Linked DNA regions of Mus musculus: region 1 is linked to region 2. The links are chromatin loops, found by intact Hi-C in ENCODE. Cell type or tissue: left cerebral cortex. All regions are shown on one strand. Links, peaks and the distances in the headings refer to the core of each region. The heading gives the core; the rest is flanking DNA. Region 1 overlaps Dennd4c (DENN/MADD domain containing 4C). Region 2 overlaps Acer2 (alkaline ceramidase 2).

Evidence for each region. Peaks named below come from ENCODE experiments on the same cell type or tissue, not always from the same donor. Only the 100,000 strongest peaks of a DNase experiment are listed, where the experiment ranks them.
Region 1: it touches region 2 in a loop (4-fold over the local background); 8 of 42 quality-filtered maps call a loop at or near these places.

Annotation. Positions count from the first base shown.
Region 1 is chr4:86,818,211-86,828,425 of GRCm38, forward strand. Dennd4c (DENN/MADD domain containing 4C) reads left to right here. Exons shown (of 32, transcript NM_184088.1): 20 at 1,652-1,771; 21 at 3,117-3,260; 22 at 6,708-7,870; 23 at 9,758-9,938. It also overlaps the pseudogene Gm12630. Among named protein-coding and RNA genes, the nearest start is that of Rps6, 34 kb to the right of the region's middle. In left cerebral cortex, for the core only: a CTCF peak has its summit at 5,190 (motif pointing left); DNase peaks (open chromatin) are centred at 5,188, 7,173 and 7,648.
Region 2 is chr4:86,918,487-86,928,339 of GRCm38, forward strand. It overlaps Acer2 (alkaline ceramidase 2), which reads left to right. Exons shown (of 6, transcript NM_139306.3): 6 at 1-2,397. Among named protein-coding and RNA genes, the nearest start is that of Acer2, 49 kb to the left of the region's middle. In left cerebral cortex, for the core only: a CTCF peak has its summit at 6,791; a DNase peak (open chromatin) is centred at 6,778; H3K27ac peaks cover 577 bases.

The DNA.
Region 1 (10,215 bases), core at 1,014-9,013, 100 kb before region 2:
GACATCACCTTGGCCAGCAGCTTTCTTCTCAGCACGGGCCAGTAGCCTTTGCTTCTTCTCTTGCTTTGTCTCTGAACTGTACTTGTGGACAAGCTTACGCAGCTGAGTAGCTGTCTGCCTGTCCAGCACCTGGGTGTGAACTGGTTAATGGCAGGAGGAACTTTGAGCCGCTTGTAGAGGATGGCTCTTTGCCGCTGCAGCCTGATGTAGCGGGGCCATTTGACGAAGCGCGTTAAATCTCTTTTGGGCTGGATGTCCTGTCTAATGCCGAAGTTCTTGGGCCTCTTCTCGAACAGAGGGTTGACCAGAGGTTCTTGGCCTCCTGCTCCTTGACGACGGCCAGGGGCCAGGGCCACCTTCTTCCCTTTGGGCATCTTGCTCGGCTGCTGGAGAGAGCACACAAATGCTCTTACTTAGTTCTCAGTATCATACATATAAAACCTCCTGTGTTCTCCCATAGTGAAAACCTTGTCCCCTGATACCATTACATGTGGTTGTTTACTCAGTGTGCATAAAGCAGGGCTGGGGGCGGGGAATGGATGTGATAAAGATTCATTGTTTGCAAGGATGAATTTGTCAAAGAATAAATTTTAAAATGTCTAGTATTTTTCAAATTCACTCCACCCCCATCCACCCATAGGAACCAAACCTACTTACCTTTTATAGATTTGACACTCACTTCCATCCATAGAGTATGGACTCCAAGTAAAGTTTTTAAACCTTAAACTCAAGAGTTGGGTGTGATAACATACACATAGACCCAGTATTTGGGAGGCTCAGGAGTTCAAGCAAAGCTACATATTGAATTTAAGGCTAACCTGAACTACATAAGACATTGTCTCAAAAGAAACAAAGTTCATATAAGGGATGGCACGATGGCTCATTGGGTGAAGAGATACTTGCAGTCTTTGGGACCAGGTAGAAAGAAATCAATTTCCCAATCCTTGTCCTCTGATCTCCGCCTATATATGGGAAAGAAATGTAACTTTTAAAATGTTCAGTTAAAAAGTTACATAGATTACCCTTTACCCTTCTTTTGACTTTAAAGGCTTATGTTGTTTCATGTATAGTATTAGTTGTCCATACCTGTTTCTATTTGCATCAGTTTTAGCGAACACCCTAATTTTGTTGACTTAATTTTTTGAGTTGTAGAAATGTACTAAAAAATAAAACAACACAGTAAACCATACTTTAGGAAGTTTCTTCCTTTTCACAAATCTCTTTTTCTCCACCCTTTGTAGATAAACTATTTTTATTATTTTCTAACAATAAAAATCTTACTGTTCTTCCTATATTTCTTTTGCAAAAGTAGCAGGTATGTGTTTCAGTCCTTTTTATTCTTACCAAAAATAAAAAACTAAAGATATGCTATAGATATAGACCCTCTTCATAAACAGTTTCAAAAATGCTTTGCCCAAGTTACCTTTAAGTTTAGGTGTGGAGATTAAGTTTGGTGCTTTCAAAGATAGAACCGCCTTCACTCTGTTCTGTTCTGCTCTCCTGGTTTTGCTTGTTATTTTTGGAATGTGTCTTGTGAGAGTTAATTTTTTTTTGATTGTGTAGTTTTGATTGCATAGATGTGTGGTGTTTTCTTTTCATAACTGTTTTTTAAACACATGAAAGTATTTACAAGCATGCATCTTTTAAACAGGCGGTCAGTCTGACCAGGGCTACGGGTCTAAGGATGAGCTGGTAAAGGAGGGTGCAGATGGTCACGCCCCTGAAGAGCACACGCCACCAGAGCTGACGACCACAGAGCTGCACATCGAAGGTGACTGTGATGTTTGTGGACAGGAATGTTCAGATCGTTTTATTTTATGTAGTGGTTACAGCAGTAATTCTCAGGAATTTAAGGCCTGTTTCATAGATTGACTGTGATAGTCTTGTTTTTTTTAAAGATTTATTTATATATAAGTACACTGTAGTTGTCTTCCAACACACCAGAAGAGGGCATCAGATCCCATTACAGATGGTTGTGAGCCACCATGTGGTTGCTGGGATTTGAACTCAGGACCTCTAGAAGAGCAGTCAGTGCTCTTAATCACTGAGCCATCTCTCTAGCCCAACTGTGATAGTCTTTACAGTTGAAATTTTATCAACTTTAGAAAGTTTATAGATCATCCTTTATTTTGGGGAAAAAAAAAAGTGCCATCCATTGGCAAAGTTACATGGATAATTTTTTGACAAAACTACGACTGAACTTTGTTCTAGTTTGATCTTGAACTCCAGTTCCTCCTGCCTCTCTGGTTAGAGTCCTGGGACAGCAGGCATACGGCAGTCACCAAGCCCACCAATAAGACCAAACTTGATCTGTCAAATTGATACTTTGTGTTCTTCTCATTTCCCAGCTCTGAACCTGAAGATTATTCCCAGGGTCATAAAGGCAAACAGTTACATCTCCAGGTCCTGAGGTTCCTTTGATTTTTAAAAGGTTTTTTATTAGAACATTTTTGGGTGTTTCTAAGTACATAGTTTGCATGGTAGGTTAAAAATAAATATAAATGGATGTCCTGTCTTTTACAGGACTCGTTGAGGTAGAGACAGATCTGTTGTAATCCTTTTATTGATCTGTAAGGAGTCTGGTTTATGGCAATAGATTTTTTCCTGTTCTCTACTCAAATGTATATTTTCCTTGATTATAATACCTAATCTTATGCTCTAGAGTTATAAATAAGCTATTTGACAATGGAAAAAGTAGAAGTCGAGGCCAAGGGTTTAATTGACTCACTAAGATTATTGAATGTTAGAATAAAACACTATTAGTCAGGGATGGAAAGATGGCTCAGAGGTTGAGAGCACTGGCTGCTCTTCCAAAGGTCCTGAGTTCAATTCCCAGCAACCACATCATGGCTCACAACGAGATCTGGTACCCTCTTCTGGCCTGTAGGCATTCATGCAGACAGAACTGTATACATAATAAATAGATCTAAGGGGAAAAAAGCCACTTAATAATCTTGGTATTTTCGGCATACAGTAAACCAGCTACAGTAAGTCAGTGAGTAATCACCGACATATCCCCTGCCTGATGAAAGACTACACCCATATGCAAAAATCTCTGCTTTCTGCTCATTATTGTTAAAAGTCAGAATGATAACATCCAAATGTTTTTCTTTCAGAGGAGTGTGATATATCTGCCATTGTCTCAAAACACCTGCAGCCTACTCCTGAACCTCAGAGTCCTACGGAGCCTCCTGCATGGGGCAGCAGTATTGTGAAAGTTCCATCTGGGTTATTTGATACCAACAATAGGACAAGTACTGGTGAGTAGAAAGGGACCTCTGCCTCCTTTGGGGACACTAATCTGTAGTCAAGCTGACCGTGACTCCTTCATGCTCAGTTAGAGTATGTTTAATGATATTATTTCTCTTGACTTATTACAGTGGACATGCTAGGAAGCCATGATTGAGACTGAATTCTATAAGTGGGCTAAAGTTAAAGTTTGTAACTTAAAGGAATAGTTTGAGAGCCTTGCATAGTGGCACATACCAAAAAAAAAAAAAAAGTAATATGGAGTAATTAAAAGCAGATGTGAGGAAATATGTAAGTTATATGAAAATACCATACCATTTTATGTAAGGGAAGTGAATGTTGGTGTGTTTGGTAGTCACCTGATAAAACTTTCTGAAGAGAATGCAGGTAAAGGTGCTCGCTGCCGTGACTACAACTCCAGTCCAACTTTCTGGATCCATGTCGTGGGAGGAGAGCCTGTGCCTGCAGCTGTCTCCTGATCCACATGTGCACTGTGGCTGACACAGTAAATGCGTATGTGAGCCACCATGCACTCCAATAAATAAAGTAGTAAGAAGAACAACAAAGTCAGATGTGAATGACTGATATTTTAGTTGAGAGGCTATGAGAGGATATACTACAGATTGCAGCTTATATATGACAACAGAAATGTCTAAGCCTGGTGTTGCCACATAATGCGTTTGACTGAGGGTCCTCTGAGATTGCAGATTGCCTACTTCTCTTTGTGTCCTTGGATTGTAAAGACCTGGGTGTGGTAGAACATGTTTGTAATCCTAGAACTTGGATTTTCCTTCACAAAGACCTTAATCCATTCATAAGAGTGCCACCGTTATGCCCTAATTATCTCCAGTATTCAGATCTTAGACATAAGCCTTTATTTTTTTTCAGGTTTTAGATTTGGGTTTTGTGCTTGTTTGTTTGTTTGGTTGGTTGTTTTGAGATAGTTGCACTGTATAGCGAGCTTTGACTCCGGATGCAGCTCAGACTAACCTTGAACTCAAGATCCTCCTGCTTTGTTTTCCCAATAATAAACTTTTAAACTTTATTTCATTTATTATTTTTGAGTGGTTGAATGTGCCATAGTGCATGTGTGGAAGTTCGAGGACAACTTTGTGGGGTTGATGCTCTCCTTCACCTTTGTATAGGGTTTGAGGATCACACTCAGGTTGGCAGACTTGTGTGGCAAGTGCTTCCACCTTTTAAGCCATCTCAACAGCCCTCTGGTTATTAGAGACAGGGCCTTAAATTTGCTGTGTATCACAGAAGATATACTGGAACTCCTGATCCTCCTGCTTCAGCCACCTATGTGCTGGTGGCTAAATTTAAAGTCTGAAATTACAGATATGCAACCTTGTTAGACCTAAATGTTAAATGATAGTAAAATGGAGCTGGAGAGATGCTTTGCCTTTTAGAGCACTGGCTTCAGTTGCAGAACATCCTCTTTGGACATCCTGAGGTACCAGGCACACATGTTGTACAGACTTACATATCATGCATATAAAACATCCATATATATAAAATAGGTTTGTTTATATGTGTGTGTGTGTATGTGTATACATATATACATATATGTGTGCATACATATACATACATATAAACACAAACTTACATCTATACATATATGCATTTTATTTATATATATATATATATATATATATATATATATATATATACACACACACACACACACACACACACACACACACACACACACATAAAGTTCACTTAAATAGAGGAATGGAAATAAAATTGTATGGTAACAAAGAGTTAAAAAAAAAAAAACTTACATTCTGGAGATATGTCTCAGTGGCTAAGAGCATTTACTATTCTTTCAGAGAGAACCTGGTTTCAATTTCTAGCACCTATGCGCTGTGGCTTAAGACTGTAATTCCACAACCATCCAGAACTTCAATTCCAGGAGGTCTGACACCCTCTTCTGGCCTCCTTGGGTACTGCATGCATGTTTTGCACTTAGACATAGGCAGAATATTAATTCATACTCATAAAGTGAACCTAGCAAAGTTTTTAATTAAAACAAAAGAAAAACAGGCAAACCAGCAGGACTGTGGTGGTACGTGAGTTTATTAACTCCAGAACTCAGGAAGCAGAAGCAGACAGATCTCTTGAGTTTGAGGCCAGCCTGGTCTATAGAGTGAGTTCTAAGACGGCCGGGGCCACACAGTGAAACCCTGTCTCAAGATACAAAAGCAAGCAAACAAAAAAGGCCACTGGTTTCCCTAAAGCAGTTGTTGGGTCTTCAGACTTTTCCATGCTTTTGGTTACCTGATCTAATGGTTCAGTCTGTTTTAGTTGCCATTGTTTTTTGTAGCACCTTATAAAGTTAATAACTAGCATTCACATATTTGTTCAAAGATCAAATATAAAATTCACTCAAGATTTCATCAGCCATCGAGGGTTTTTTCTTTTTCTTTTTTCTTTTTTTTTTTTAAACTCTGAAGCAGTTCTTTTACTTGAGTATAGCAATGCTTTGGCTATAACAACTGTGCCATTTCTCTGTAGTTACCAACTTGTTTTGTATGGAGTAGCTCTCCTCCCCACCCATCTATGTGCAGAGTTATTAAACCCAAATCTTTTCTTCTTTTTTTCTATGCCAAGTAAGTACTTTACCACTTAGCTATGTCCCCAGCTTTCTGGCAAGTGTTTGAAGAATTGGATATATGAGAGTTAAATTAGAAGAGAATTTTTCTTTTTGAGTCTGTTATTTAACTTAGAGTATTTTCCTAAATTGACTCTTGTTTGTTTTTTTAAAGTTTTTTTAAAATTATTTATTTATTTATATTATGTATATGGGTACACTGTAGCTGTAAAGATGGTTGTGAGCCATCATGTAGTTGCTGGGTATTGAACTCAGGACCTCTGCTCACTCAGGCCCCACTTGCTCCGGCCATGCATGCTCTGGCCCAAAGATTTATTGATTATTATATGTAAGTAAACTGTAGCTGTCTTCAGACTCACCAAAAGGGAGCATCAAATCTCATTATGGTTGGTTGTGAGCCACCATGTGGTTGCTGGGATTTGAACTCCAGACCTTCAGAAGAGCAGTCAGTGCTCTTAACTGCTGAGCCATCTCTCCAGCCCTTAAATTGACTCTTAACATATAAGAAGCATAGTTACATGCTTGTTGACAAAGATAAGCGGTGCAGGCATATCCAGTATGGACTGCATGCTGTGTCATACACATGATATGCCCAGAGGAGGAGGGTAGATGTTTCCTGTAAGAGGCGGGCTTGGATAGATTTGGGCTGTCCTTTTTCTGCATGCACTTTATGTAGCTTCTAGATGAAAACCAGGCATTTTAACTGCTAAACGCCTTGGGAGATGCTGTTTCTATACCCTCCAGATTCTCTGTAGTTTTGCTCTCAGCATAATCAGAATAGTTACTTTGCTACTTTGGAAAATCATGATGTTTCACCTTAATATATTGCTGTCCCCTTTAGGTAGTACTTCAACTGTGCTATTTTCTACTCAAGCTCCAGTCGAGGATGCAGTCTTCAGTGAGGTTACTAATTTCAAGAAGAATGGTGATAGAGGAGAGAAAAAACAGAAGCATTTCCCTGAGAGGAGCTGTAGCTTTAGTTCTGAAAGTCGAGCGGGGATGCTGCTTAAGAAGAGCAGTTTGGACCTGAATTCAAGCGAAATGGCCATCATGATGGGAGCAGATGCCAAGATCCTCACAGCAGCACTGACATGTCCTAAGACTTCCCCGCCTCATGTCACAAGAACTCACAGCTTTGAGAATGTTAACTGTCATCTAGCTGACAGTAGGACTCGCATGTCAGAAGGCACCCGGGATTCTGAGCACAGATCATCTCCTGTGCTAGAGATGCTGGAGGAAAGCCAGGAGCTCCTGGAGCCTGTGGTTGGTGATAATGTGGCAGAGACTGCGGCAGAGATGACGTGTAACAGTCTACAAAGTAACAGTCACAGTGACCAGTCCAGAGACACACAAGCTGGAGCCCAAGATCCAGTGAACAAGAGGAGCAGTTCATATGCTACTAGGAAAGCCATTGAGAGGGAGGATGTGGAGACGGGACTAGATCCGTTGTCTCTTTTAGCCACTGAATGTGTAGAAAAAACGTCTGATTCTGAAGATAAGTTATTTTCTCCAGTAATTTCACGTAATCTGGCTGATGAAATTGAAAGTTACATGAACCTAAAAAGCCCACTAGGCAGTAAATCTTGTAGTATGGAATTGCATGGAGAGGGGAACCAGGAGCCTGGCTCTCCTGCTGTGTTTGCTCACCCTTTAGAAAGGAGCTCGAGTCTGCCTTCAGACCGTGGCCCGCCAGCACGAGACAGCACCGAGACTGAGAAGAGCTCCCCTGCTGTGTCCAGCTCTAAAACTCTGACTGGGCGTTTCAAGCCACAGAGTCCTTACCGCGCTTACAAAGACCGGTCCACTTCCTTATCAGCATTAGTACGTTCTTCACCAAACAGCTCTCTGGGTTCTGTAGTCAATTCTCTATCGGGGCTAAAGTTGGACAATATACTCTCAGGGCCCAAGATAGATGTCCTAAAATCTAGTATGAAACAAGCAGCAACGGTGGCCAGTAAGATGTGGGTGGCTGTAGCATCTGCCTATAGCTACTCAGATGACGAGGTAAGAAAATTACACTATGTAGTCTGTCTGGTGTAGGAATGCTTTGTAGTGCTTTAATGTATATGTATATGTTTGTGTTTGTATAATCTAGAGGTTTCTGCTAAGGGTACTTTTATATTTTAAAAACTTTATACATGTTCTGTTATATAAAGTGACTTAAAATAAATGATGTAAAAATACATTGTCAGAATTGCCAGGCATGATGGCACTCACCTGTAATCCCAGCACTTGGCAGGTAAAGGTATGAAATTAAGGAGCTCAGGGCCACCCTTCACTATGTAGTAAGTTTGAAGGAGGCCAGTCTGGACTACATGAGATGCTGTCTTTAAAAAAGGAAAAATAGGAGGCTAGAGAGATGGCCGAGTGGTTAAGATGGCTGCTCTTACAGAGGACCTGGGTTCAATTCCCAGTACCACGTAGCAGCTCACAACCATCTGTAACTCCAGTTCCAGAGGATCTTACACGATCTTCTGACCTCCACATGTGCTATATGCAGATAGTGCAGACATATATCCCATGCACATAAAATTAAATAAATTTAAATGAAAATGAACCAATAAAAATAACTTTAGAATCACTTTATAATTCCATAAATAAGTCTAAATTAAAACTTGAAAGCACCTATAGTATTTGAAATTATAAAAAACATCATTGTTACATATGCATGACATTTCACTTTCTCTGCTGGGGTTTGAGAGATGGGGAGATAATGTACAGAGCAGGCAGACTTGAGGGTTCTTCTCCTCCTTCCTCAGCCTCTTCAGCGTTGGTTTGCTTGTGTTTACCACCCCTCTTTCCTGGGCACTTCCATTTTTACAGAGCTCTTTGCCTGTGGTGTACTGCCTTACTATCCTTGAAATCCCTGCAGCTTAGTGCTGTGAATAGACTAAATCATTAGATTTTCTTTTTGTGAAAATACAAATAGAAAAACTACTTACCGTATAGAAAAAAAGAGTTGTAATTTTTCCTCCATGTTCACAGAATTCTATAGTACATGAGTAATATGATTCCAGATTGCTAAAGCTCTCAGGTGTCAAGTCAGGCAAAATAAAAATGACAAAGAAAGTAAAGAGGCTGAAGATAAACTGGCTGAGTAAGGCTTCTTGCAGGAAGCTTCTAGGAAAAGTGCTAAGTGACCAAACAGTACAGGACTATGACAAGAAGCCAACTTTCATCTGTGTGGTCCTAAGGCCTTTCTTTGCACATGCTAGGCTAGCTTTAAACCATCTCCCGCATTCTTACTTAGCCTTTGTGTTTAAAGAGCGTTACAAGATCAATCCACACAACACAGATTACCTTTAAAAGCGTTCATCTAAGGCCTGAGGTTTGATTTACTTGGTAGAGTGCCAGCCTCTCATAGAAGGCCCTTGGGTTTTCCCTCCATGAGTGTGTGTTGTGCATGGGGGTAGGGATGGGGAGGTAGCTTAGCACTATAATAAAGAACAGAATGAACCATTTTACTTCTGAAGTGTCTTCTGACATTTAGAAAGGATTTTTTTTCATGGCCTTTTGGCCTTGGACTCTGACCATATAGAGTCTTGTAAAGTATCAATGTATTTAGGGTGCTTAATTAAGCAATAGGGGTTACTAATTATATAATAGTACATAAGTGAATGATTAGTTCACCTAGGGCACAACCCTGCCTTTTTTGAAGCAGGTGACTTTGTGAGAGGTCAGTTTTTGAGCACCCCATCGAGGTATGTCACATCTTGAATGTCTTAGACTGGAAATTTCATAAGTCAGTGAGATAACTTGACAGTTTTGAAAAGACTTAGGGGTTATTTACTTTAAGACACAACGTTTCAATGTGAAAGGAATAAAGTGAAACCATTTCCACTGCAGAAGCTATTACTTATGTATGTGGGGCTTTATTCTTTTTAATTATAGGAGGAAACTAATAAAGATTACAGTTTCCCAGCTGGCCTAGAAGACCATCATATAGTGGGAGAGACTCTGTCGCCTAACACAAGTGTCTCAGGGTTGGTTCCCAGTGAACTGACCCAGAGCAACACAAGCCTCGGCAGTAGTAGCAGCAGTGGAGACGTTGGAAAACTGCAGTGTCCAGCAGGTATGGGAATGTTTGTTCTTTTGCCTCCTGTTTTTGCTTGATTTTTATTTATCCGAAGTGCTGAGATTGAATTAGGGTCTATGCATGTGGGCAACAGTGCTACCACTTAGCTATGCTCTAACCCATAAGGTTTTCCTTATGCCTATAACCCGTCACCCCATATATCTGTTTTACTCTGATTTATATGGTAGCCATCTATTGTCAACAACAAGTATTCACGTATTGTCAACCAGACCAGTTAAGGAACCAATCCCCCTCCTCTCTACCCCCCGCCTCT
Region 2 (9,853 bases), core at 1,854-9,853:
TAGCCTCCCTAGGATGTGGGCCTCCGGCTTTTGTTTTCATAATACCTGGTGCTAACTGGTTTCTCAGAGCACTTTGCTCTTCTTGATGCTGGGCGGTCACTACACTCTGATTGGCTGGCTGGGGATCCCAGGGAGGAAGGGGCAGACTCTGACATGAATGTCTCTCACCTGCATCCTACTGTCTTCACTGGGCTCTCTTCAGGGTATGAAGTGGGTATGGGGTATCTCAGGGATGTTTGTAACTCAGGCACCTTCTGCTTTCTGACATTCCATTGTCAGTGGTGAGACTGCACTCAGGGGACTGGAGTTGGAACACCGTTCTGAGTGGTGTCCTGAGTCTGAAGGAGCTAGCTGCGGGTTCTGGCACTTCTAGGATCTCTTACTCTGTTTAGAACCTTCACAGGGTACAAAGTGGGAACTGGACTTAAAGAGTTTTTAAATGAATAGACTTCATTCTGCTTTTGTGGCTTTGGAGTTTTAGAAGTAACTTGCTGGGCTATTTCTTGTTTATAGTCACAAATATTTATAGAACATGAAGGTGTAAAATAAGTTGTCTTTTATTAAATTCATAGCATTTACCAACTCTCCCAGGTAGCAAACACACAGTCATTTGATTGGCGATTTACAAGGCAGGAATACTTGGTTTTGAATGATTGTATATGTCATTTTACTGTAGCTTAAAATATGTTTAAAATGACTTTGAGTGAAATGTTTGTGGCAACCTAGGGGTTTATGGATCAGAATTGCGGCTGAGTCCTTTGGTTTTTGAGTCTAGAAGTTTTCAGAGGGCAAAATCAAACTAGCCTTGTTTCTGGTTCATCTTACCAGGCTCGGGAGCTGCCCTTATATATTCTACATAAGGACTTATTATACATAAGTCTGTATAAATGTCCTGAAGATGACACCTAGCTGCCTTCATCTGGAAGGGTCGTCTGGGGCTGGAGAGTTGGTTCAACAGTTAAGAACCCGTGTTGCTCTCTCCCAGACGACCCAGCGACTTGTGAGGCTCATAACCAGCAACTCCAGCCCTGGGGCATCTGACGCCCTCTTCTGACTTCTAAGGGCATTTGGTGCACACGTACATACAGGCAGGCAAAACATTTATACATGTAACGTAATAAATGCATAAGTTAGTGAGACGGCTGAAGGAAAGGAGTTTTAGATGCAAGGTTTAGTCTGACCTGAGTGCCCTTCCTTAGCCGCGATGGTGTCCTCAAAGTCAGGGAAGAACCATTTCTTTTTTATCAGGAAAAGGACTTATTCCCTAGGGCCTCTGCTGACATCCCTAGGAACAGAGATAAAATACGGATGGATGTGAATGAACATGCTTGGGTGAAAGGAGCCGAGTACCTGACTGGACCCAGTGGGCCACTTCCACAAGCGAAGCCCGGTAACCGATGTGCACTCCAGAATCTTCTCCCTTCTGGTAGAGATGACATCGATGAGTGATGTCGTGACCACTGGGCCCTGCATGGGTGTCGGGCTCTGTTCTGTTCCGAATCTACCTGAGATCTCAGGACAGAGGAAGCCATGAATGTTACCAAGTGGTCATGGCTGTCAGTGATTTTACAGTTTTGAACCATTATTGGTTTTTAGGAGAATTCTTCTCTCTCTAGTGCCCTGTGATGCCAAAGCCAGCCCTTCAGAAGTGTTCCTTCTGTCTGCTTCCCTTTGTAATGTGATCCACTCGGGGAAATGGGTGTCTACCCAGGGAAAAGTGCCTACCCCAGTCACGGGTCAACAGTGTTGTGTTGAGGATCAAACATGGCTCTGTGAAAATACTGCCACCCATTCTATTGGTTGGATTTCTCAGGAGTCTGAATCTTCCCTCACGAGTCCTCTTCTCCCAACCCCTACCCAGAGCCAACACTGGGATTTGAACCTTCTCTGACTCTCTTCTTCCCTCAGGTCTGACAACTAATGGTCTCTGGGGACACCCAGCTAGGGCCTTCCCCAACTCCTTATCCAGCTGAACTTGGATTCTTCCCAACCAGGGCTTGACCTGGGTGCTGTTGGTCCCACTGGCCAACAACACATCTTTGGCCAGATTGGGATTCTCAATAGATTTTATAGACATTATTCTCCCACAGACTTTAAAACATGGCTTGTGTCTTTCCATACACATCCGGTCAGATTTAAAACTATTTTATAACCACAGGAATTAAACCAAGCAAATAGAGTACTTTCAGATATAAACTGTGTTTCATACTTTATGTAGAGTGTGCTATGTATAGGCGGTATGTACCCTGGCTGAAGTAATATTAACCATAGCTCTGGGAGGATTTACAGACCTTTTGCACTTTATGCTTTTTTGTGAACTCTGATAACCATGGTCAATATTAAAGCCAATAACTGGCATTTTCTGTGAATAAACATGCATATGTATCTATTTCTGAAATTATTTCTTTCTTTAAACATTTATTATTATTTATTATTATTATCTGTATGTGTATGTATGTATGAATGTATGTATGTATGTGTGTATGTATGTATGAATGTATGTATGTATGTATGTATGACGTATGTGTTTGAATGGCAGCCCTCACATTGTGGAGACTGGGCTCTTCTTCCCTGCTTTATGTGGGTTCTGGGAGTTGAACTTAGGTTGTCAGTCTTGGGTGGCAAATGCCTTTACCCACTGAGCCATCCAGTTAACCCATTTGTTTGTTTATTCTACCAGAGTCTGACGAAGTCCAGTCTGGTTTTGAATACACACACACACACTCACATAGTTGAGGATGACTCTGAACTTCCGGTCCCCCTGCCTCTACCTCCCAAATGCTGGGATTACATGGGGGTGGTTTGGGTGAGTGGCCTCCGTAGGCTCACATGTCTGAACACTTGGTCCTCAGTTGGTGGGTGTGTCACTGTGGACAGTTTAAGGTTTTGAAGAACCTTCCACCATTCCCAGTGCGCTCCCTGCTTGTGGATCAAGACGTGAGCGCAGCTGTTCCTGCTTTTGCGCAGTCATTGAGGTTTATAGCCCTGTGGAGCTGTAGGCCCAGCTGGGTGCTTGCTTTTATAAGTTGCCTTGGTCATGGTGCTTTGTGTCAACAATGGGAAAATAACTAAAATAGCCACCACATCTAGGTCTTCCGAATTATTTCTGAAGTATCTATAATGATTTGTTTTTCCTTCTTCCTTCCCCTTCTTCCTTCTCCCTCTTTCCCTCCCTTCCTCGAGGCAGGATCTCATATTGTAGCTTAGGCTGGCCTGGAACTTTGGGCTCCTGAATGCTTGGGTTGCAGGGAGGGGTCACTGCTCTGAGCAAGAGTGCAGTTCATGTGTTGCAAAGCACAGTGTATTCGTCTGGGTCTGTGTGTGAGAGGTTTGGGCATTTATGACTATACATGCTTCAGGGAAGTTCATTGAGGTGTGAGACAAACATGTCAGAAACGTTCCAAGCACAGAGTACCCGACAGCGGTGCACCTTGATTGGGGATTCTGTGGTATGCCATGTGCCATCTCACACAGATGACTGCTTCAGGCAGTCAGTGGAGGCAACATCTTGTGACATTTCAAAACTGTCAGTAGCAAGTAGATCACCCCCCATTCCTCCCTCCCTTCCCCTTTGAGAAATGGGAGCCACCCTCTAAGTAACACCCCTCCCCCCTCCCCCTCCCCCCTCCCCCCAGCACACCAGGTGGCTGCAGGACAAGGCACATCCTCTCCCACTGAAGCCAGACAGGCAGTCCATTTAGGGGAAAGGGATCCACAGGAGCAGCTTCTTCATGAGGAGAGCGGAAACTGATAGTGAGATGTAAAGTGAATAAAAAAATGTAAAACAAAGACCAAATATTTATCTATCTAATCTAATCTAATCTATCATCTATCTATCTATCATCTATTTATCTATCATCTATTTCTTGATTTTTTTCAAACACATTTGAAACTTTCACGGCCCAAGAGCTATGTGGGTAGACTTATTATTAAAGGGACTTTTCTGTGGCAGGGTCTTCTTGCCATCACTGCCTGTGTGGCCTCTGGCAGTTAGCTTGACCTTACTTGACAGTCCTCACCCACTATAGTCACAAACCATAGTCTGTTTGTGAGATGTATAGGAGTCACTGTAATAAATTCCTAGGTCTAATTTCTAGGCTCCAGTCCAGCCCATTTGGTGTGGGCCTCAACTGCATTTGTGCAATAGACAGGCAGTCCTGATGAAGCAGGAACCTCAGAATTGCCTCTGTTCTCTTTGACTGTGTTCTGTGAGATAAACCGGGCTGTGGTGCAAACAAAACAACAACAACAACAACAACAACAACAACAACAACAAAATGCCCAAAACCTGTCAGTCAGTGACTGTGGTGGTAGGACCTGCATCTACCTACTTATTATTACTAACTTTCTGTGACGGTCATTTCAATTTAAGGTTAAATTCGGTGACCAGACTTCCTCTGGCTAATAGGGAGAGACACTGGCAGCCTTGGAGTCTTTTGATGTCTGAGGAGGCCTTCTCTCTATGGCAATGTCCCTGCATGTGATTTCCCGAAGGAATGATGTGCCTAGGAGCTACACCTCCTGTCCCCACAATAAGGAACCACTCTATGCAAGACTAAGCCAGGATCTGGTTTTGAAACTGAACTTGATCCTGAAAAGAGGATCGCCAGTCTCTTTCGATGCTCGGTAGTGTGAACAGAACCTAGGGAAGGTGAGGGCTCTGTGTTCAGGAGACGGTACAGAGTGAACCCCAGGATATCCTTGTAAGTCCCAGGCCAGCTAGTGAGAGCTTGTTTGGAAGTGGGGAAAAAAGGGAAAGAATTAAGAGAAGAAGAAGAAATAGGAGAGGAGGAAGGGAAGGAACAAGGAGGAGGAGAAGAAGACGAAGAAAGGGATGAAACCCAAAGATACTCACTGCATTAAGGTGCCAATATGAGGGGCTGGTGAGAGGGCTCAGTGGGTAAAGGCACTTGCTGTTAAGTCCACTGACCAGAGTTCAATCTCCAGCATCCATGCGGTAAAAGAAAGACTCCTGTAGGTTATTTTCTAACCTTCTCATGTGTACACACACATGCACACACACCAACAGCAACAACAAACAAATAAAAGGTAATTTTAAAAGAAGACTCTAACACAAGCCTGAACAGTCCAAACAAAGTAAAGTGAGTCTGTCAGAGGCCCCTGTGCTCCCAGGTCCATGCCATTGCAGAACTCCTCACAACTGTTAGGATGCAGGATCAACCAAGTGCGGAGGGGGCTGCCCACTCAGGGTGGGCAGGAAAGAGGCTGAGAGGAGAGGGCCAGGGACAATGCACCTTTCCAGGGTGCAGGATCAGTGACACTTCCTCTGGCTGGACTCCGCCTTCCAGTTTGCACCACCTCCCCAAAGGGCTACCAAATTATGAATCTATCCATGTGTTAGTTCATTGATGAAGTCAGAGCCCTTGTGAGCCAATCACTTCCCCAAATCCCATCTGTCTGCAGCCAAGCTTTCAACAAAGGAGCTTTCAGCTCAAACCATAACAATGGTTCTCCACACTGACAGCTATTCTTCTCCCGTTCTTTGAGACACTGGTCTAGTTTTTTTGTGTTTGTTTGTTTTTGTTTTGTTTTTAGCTTCAATTTACAGAACATGCGATATTTGTTTTTATGTGCCTGGCTTATTTCACTTAATGACCTCTAGCTCAACTGCCACAAATTCCAAGACTTCATTCTTTCATGTGGCTGAATAATATTCTCTTACATTTATTTTCCACGGGTGCTTCTATCAGCTGATGCCCTGAGTGAGAGCCAGTGGGTCACCAGTAATCTGTCTCCCTTTTGTTTCTCAAGCAGTTTGTCCCAGCTACAGAGAGATGAACGCAGGGTGGGGTTGGGGATAGCAGAGGTAGGTAGCTGTATACTAGAGAGACTTCTAATGTCTATGGCTCAGCGTGGTGAGGATAATTTACATCAATGTAATGTACATTTCAGGAAGAACTGGGAGAGAGGAATTCTCAGGCCCCTAGCACAAAGAATATTAGCTGGTCACTGGGATGGGAGTGGTAGAGATGTGGTTGTGTCGTTACACGGCATATGCATGCATTATCTTGGTGTGCTTGATAAATATGTACAGTTATTAGGTATCATTAAGAAGGAGTCGATATTACATCTAAAGACTTTCAAGTACTAAATAAGGCTTGGGAGGGCAGGCTAGGGTGTTTTGAACAAAAAGGGACCTTAATTTTCTGCAAGACTTCTCTCCAGGTTTACTGTTAGATTGTCCTTATCATGGGTTGTGGTACTGGATTTGACATATATTGTGTTTCATACTGTTGAATTTTTCTATAGTTTAAAATACAGTATCTGCATTTCATCCACCAGTTTGGGTAGAATTGGTTTTCCATCCTGCCTGCCCTCTTCCCCTCCCTCTCCCCTCCCCCCCCTCCACCACGTTTTTTTTGAGAGAGTGTGGCAAGGAGACAAAGATATTGCCCTGGCTGGGCTAGAACAGCTTTGAGAGATCCTCCCATCTCAGCCTGTGGGGTAGTTGGGGCTGCCTGTATCAGGCCTCTGTCACTTTTCAGGGTTCTGATAGCATCTTCCTTTATTGCCTTAAGTGGCACTGCTGTCTCTGACCATCTCTGGCCAGTGACACCTAGCGTACATGTGGAAGTGACCAAAGATAGGGCCAGAAACACAAAATAAAAAATTAAAATGGACAGACAGACGAACGAACAAACAAACAAACAAACAAACAAACAAGGCTTTTATGGGATTCTCTAGCTGTTTTATGAACAATGCAAGCAAGAGTAACCCCTGGGCCCGAAGGATGGAGAGAAACTAGTGGAGACGTCGCGCCACCGTGTGACCTTATGTGGTATTGCAGTTAGTGATGCCTGCTTGTCTCCAAACTCAACTTTTCAAATGGCAGACAAAATGTCAGTTTTCTCAGGGCACATGTTTGTTTCCTTGGATTTTTCTTTCAACTATCTCTCTGCCTTCTTTCCATCCTCTCTTTTCTCAGTAACTCATTGTTATAGTCTAGGGTGTTGGATCTTACTAGAATTTTTAAAATTTACTCAATGTAGTAAAGCAAATATTTTCCTGCATGTAAAACTGTCTTAATATAGATGTTGTCCAGAGGAAATTTTTGTCTGTCAGTCTATCAGTCTGTCAGTCAGTCATGCATCTATCTACCTACCTATTTGACCCAGTCGCATGTTCATGTACCTCACTCTGGCATTAACCTTAATTATTACTTAATATAAATCCCAGGATGCCCTGCGATTTCTGATCCTCCTGTCCCCACCTTCCAAGGCTGAGGTGACATGTGTGTGTCACCTGGTTTATTGAGAGGTTTGTTTGTTCTTGTTGTTTGTTTGTTTTATAAGAGTTATTTATTTTATATGTGTGCATGTTTTGCCTGAATGTGTGCCTAGAACCTTTGGGGGCCAGAAGAGGGTATCAAATTCCCAGGAGCTGGACTTATGAAGTTTGTGAGCTGCCATGTGGGTGCTGGGAATGGCGAGTCCTGCTTATCTACTTTTTCATTATTCTGTAGTGCTGGGAACTGGACTCACGTTTCCCCTTGCTTGAGACGCCCAATGTACCTGTCCGACAGCTCACAGGCCTGTGAGGATCAGAAATCGCAGGGCATCCTGGGATTTATATTAAGTAATAATTAAGGTTAATGCCAGAGTGAGGTACATTCTGTGCCTGGTCTGCCCTTGTCTTCTTCCTGGCATGTTTTGAGCTTTCTGACGTTGTCCCATTAAACGAATCTTCTGAGAAATGTGTGGTAGCACACATCTTAATCCCAGCACTCAGGAGCTAGAAGCAGGAGTTCAAGGCCAGCCCAGTCTATGTAGTGAGTTCCAGGACAGCCAGGGCTACACGGAGAAACCATGCAAGGTGGAGGCAGCACAGTGTGGGCCTCTACATGGCTCTAGAAGGCACCTGGTCCCAAACACCTATTTCCAAATAAGTCACATTGGATCTGGGTGAATGTGGGGAGGGGGTGGCTTTCGATCCACTCCAAGGTCTCTATAAGATGCTTCCTACATCACCTAAGAATGTGGGATTCCCCCCCCCCCACACCATGCATACCCAGATTCTTTTTTTTTTTTTTAAAGATTTATTTATTTATTATATGTAAGTACACTGTAGTTGTCTTCAGATACACCAGAAGAGGGCATCAGATCTCATTACGGGTGGTTGTGAGCCACCATGTGGTTGCTGGGATTTGAACTTCGGACCTTCGGAAGAGCAGTCGGGTGCTCTTACCCACTGAGCCATCTCACCAGCCCGCATACCCAGATTCTTATAACACTTTCATGGTTCACACACACACATACACATACAAACAACATGCATACCCAGATTCTTATAACACTTTCATGGTTCCCATTGGAGGGTCCATGCTAACCTTTCATCCTCTTGGGTCCAGCTGGGTGTGTATTTCAGGCACATTTTGCTGTGGCAATACACAGTGATGCTAAGAGGGATTTGTAAGCAGGATAGGAAGTAGTGGAGTTCGTTTGGTGTTCACTTGGCATAAAGTTCCTCTGTTCTGGAAGTTGGGGTTTTGGGGGGTGCAACTATCCTGTCACCCATGTCCCATTTATGCCATGACACCCTGGTGTGTGTATGTGACACCCTGGTGTGTGTGACACCCAGGTGTGTGTATGTGTGACACCCTGGTGTGTGTGACACCCTGGTGTGTGTGACACCCTGGTGTGTGTTGGTGTGTGTGACACCCTGGTGTGTGTTGGTGCGTGTGACACCCTGGTGTGTATTCCCAGAAGCATGCGGGGTTGACATGGAGGTCACTGGTCCAAACATGACTTCATCAATGAGTTCGCAGAGTAAGAGACATGGTGGCAGGAAGGCCTTGCTGAGCAAAGTCTCCTTAGATAGGAAAGCAACATGCAAACAGACTTGAGGGGTGTGTGTCAGGGGCAAGGAAGGTAAGATGTCCTCTGGGACAGTGCTCAAGGGATGACAGTGGCTTTCAGTTTGTATAAAGGGTCCCAATCAGTTCTCTGTTGTTAAACACTATCATAGTCCTCCTCCTCCTCCTCCTCCTCATCGTCATCATTGTCGTCGTCATCATCATCATCATCATTGTCATCATCATCTTTGATTACTTTTAAATAATATCTGGAGTTGACTGGGTGACAATGAAAAACATTTTAGCAGCTATCTTTAATCCTTCTAAAAATGGACCTAGTGAAAATTGTTTAAAGTCTCCGTGGTCAGTGTTGAACAGAAGGGAAAATCTGCTCTGTCCAGATTGCATTATCTGGTACTGATCTCATCTGGGGGTGTGGGGGTTTCTGTGGGGGAAATTCTATCTTTTTTTTTCAGAGAATGATGGGTTTTGAGTTTTTCAATTATATGGACCATCAATTAATAAGGAGACATAAATCATGGAAGACAAAGGAGGGGATTTTTCTCTTTTCCTTCAAGCTCAGCCAGGGGAACTTTCCCCTTCCCCGGGGTTGCTTAGATCAGACAGAGTGGAGCGAATCCTCACTGGGAGAAGTGTTTCCTCTTCCCTGTGTGCATTCTGCTTAGAGGACAGGGGGGCCTGGATGAGAGGCCTGACCCCCTCCTGCCTCCATACAGTGACCAACCCTGACTGTGAGCAGGATTCAAGCAAGTAAACAAGCAAGTGCCCTGCTCTTGAAGTGGGACAGGTTGAGATTTTCGTCTCTCTGGGTGACCTGGCAGAGCCAAAGGATTTGTGTCCCCAACAGGAGGGGGCACAGATCTTAAGCTGGGAACAGGAGGGTCTTACTCCAGAGAAAGCCACTGGTCAACACAGGGAAACAAAACTGACAGAAACACATGGATATACACACATAAACACACACACATAAACACACACACACAAACACACACACACACACACACACACACACACACACAC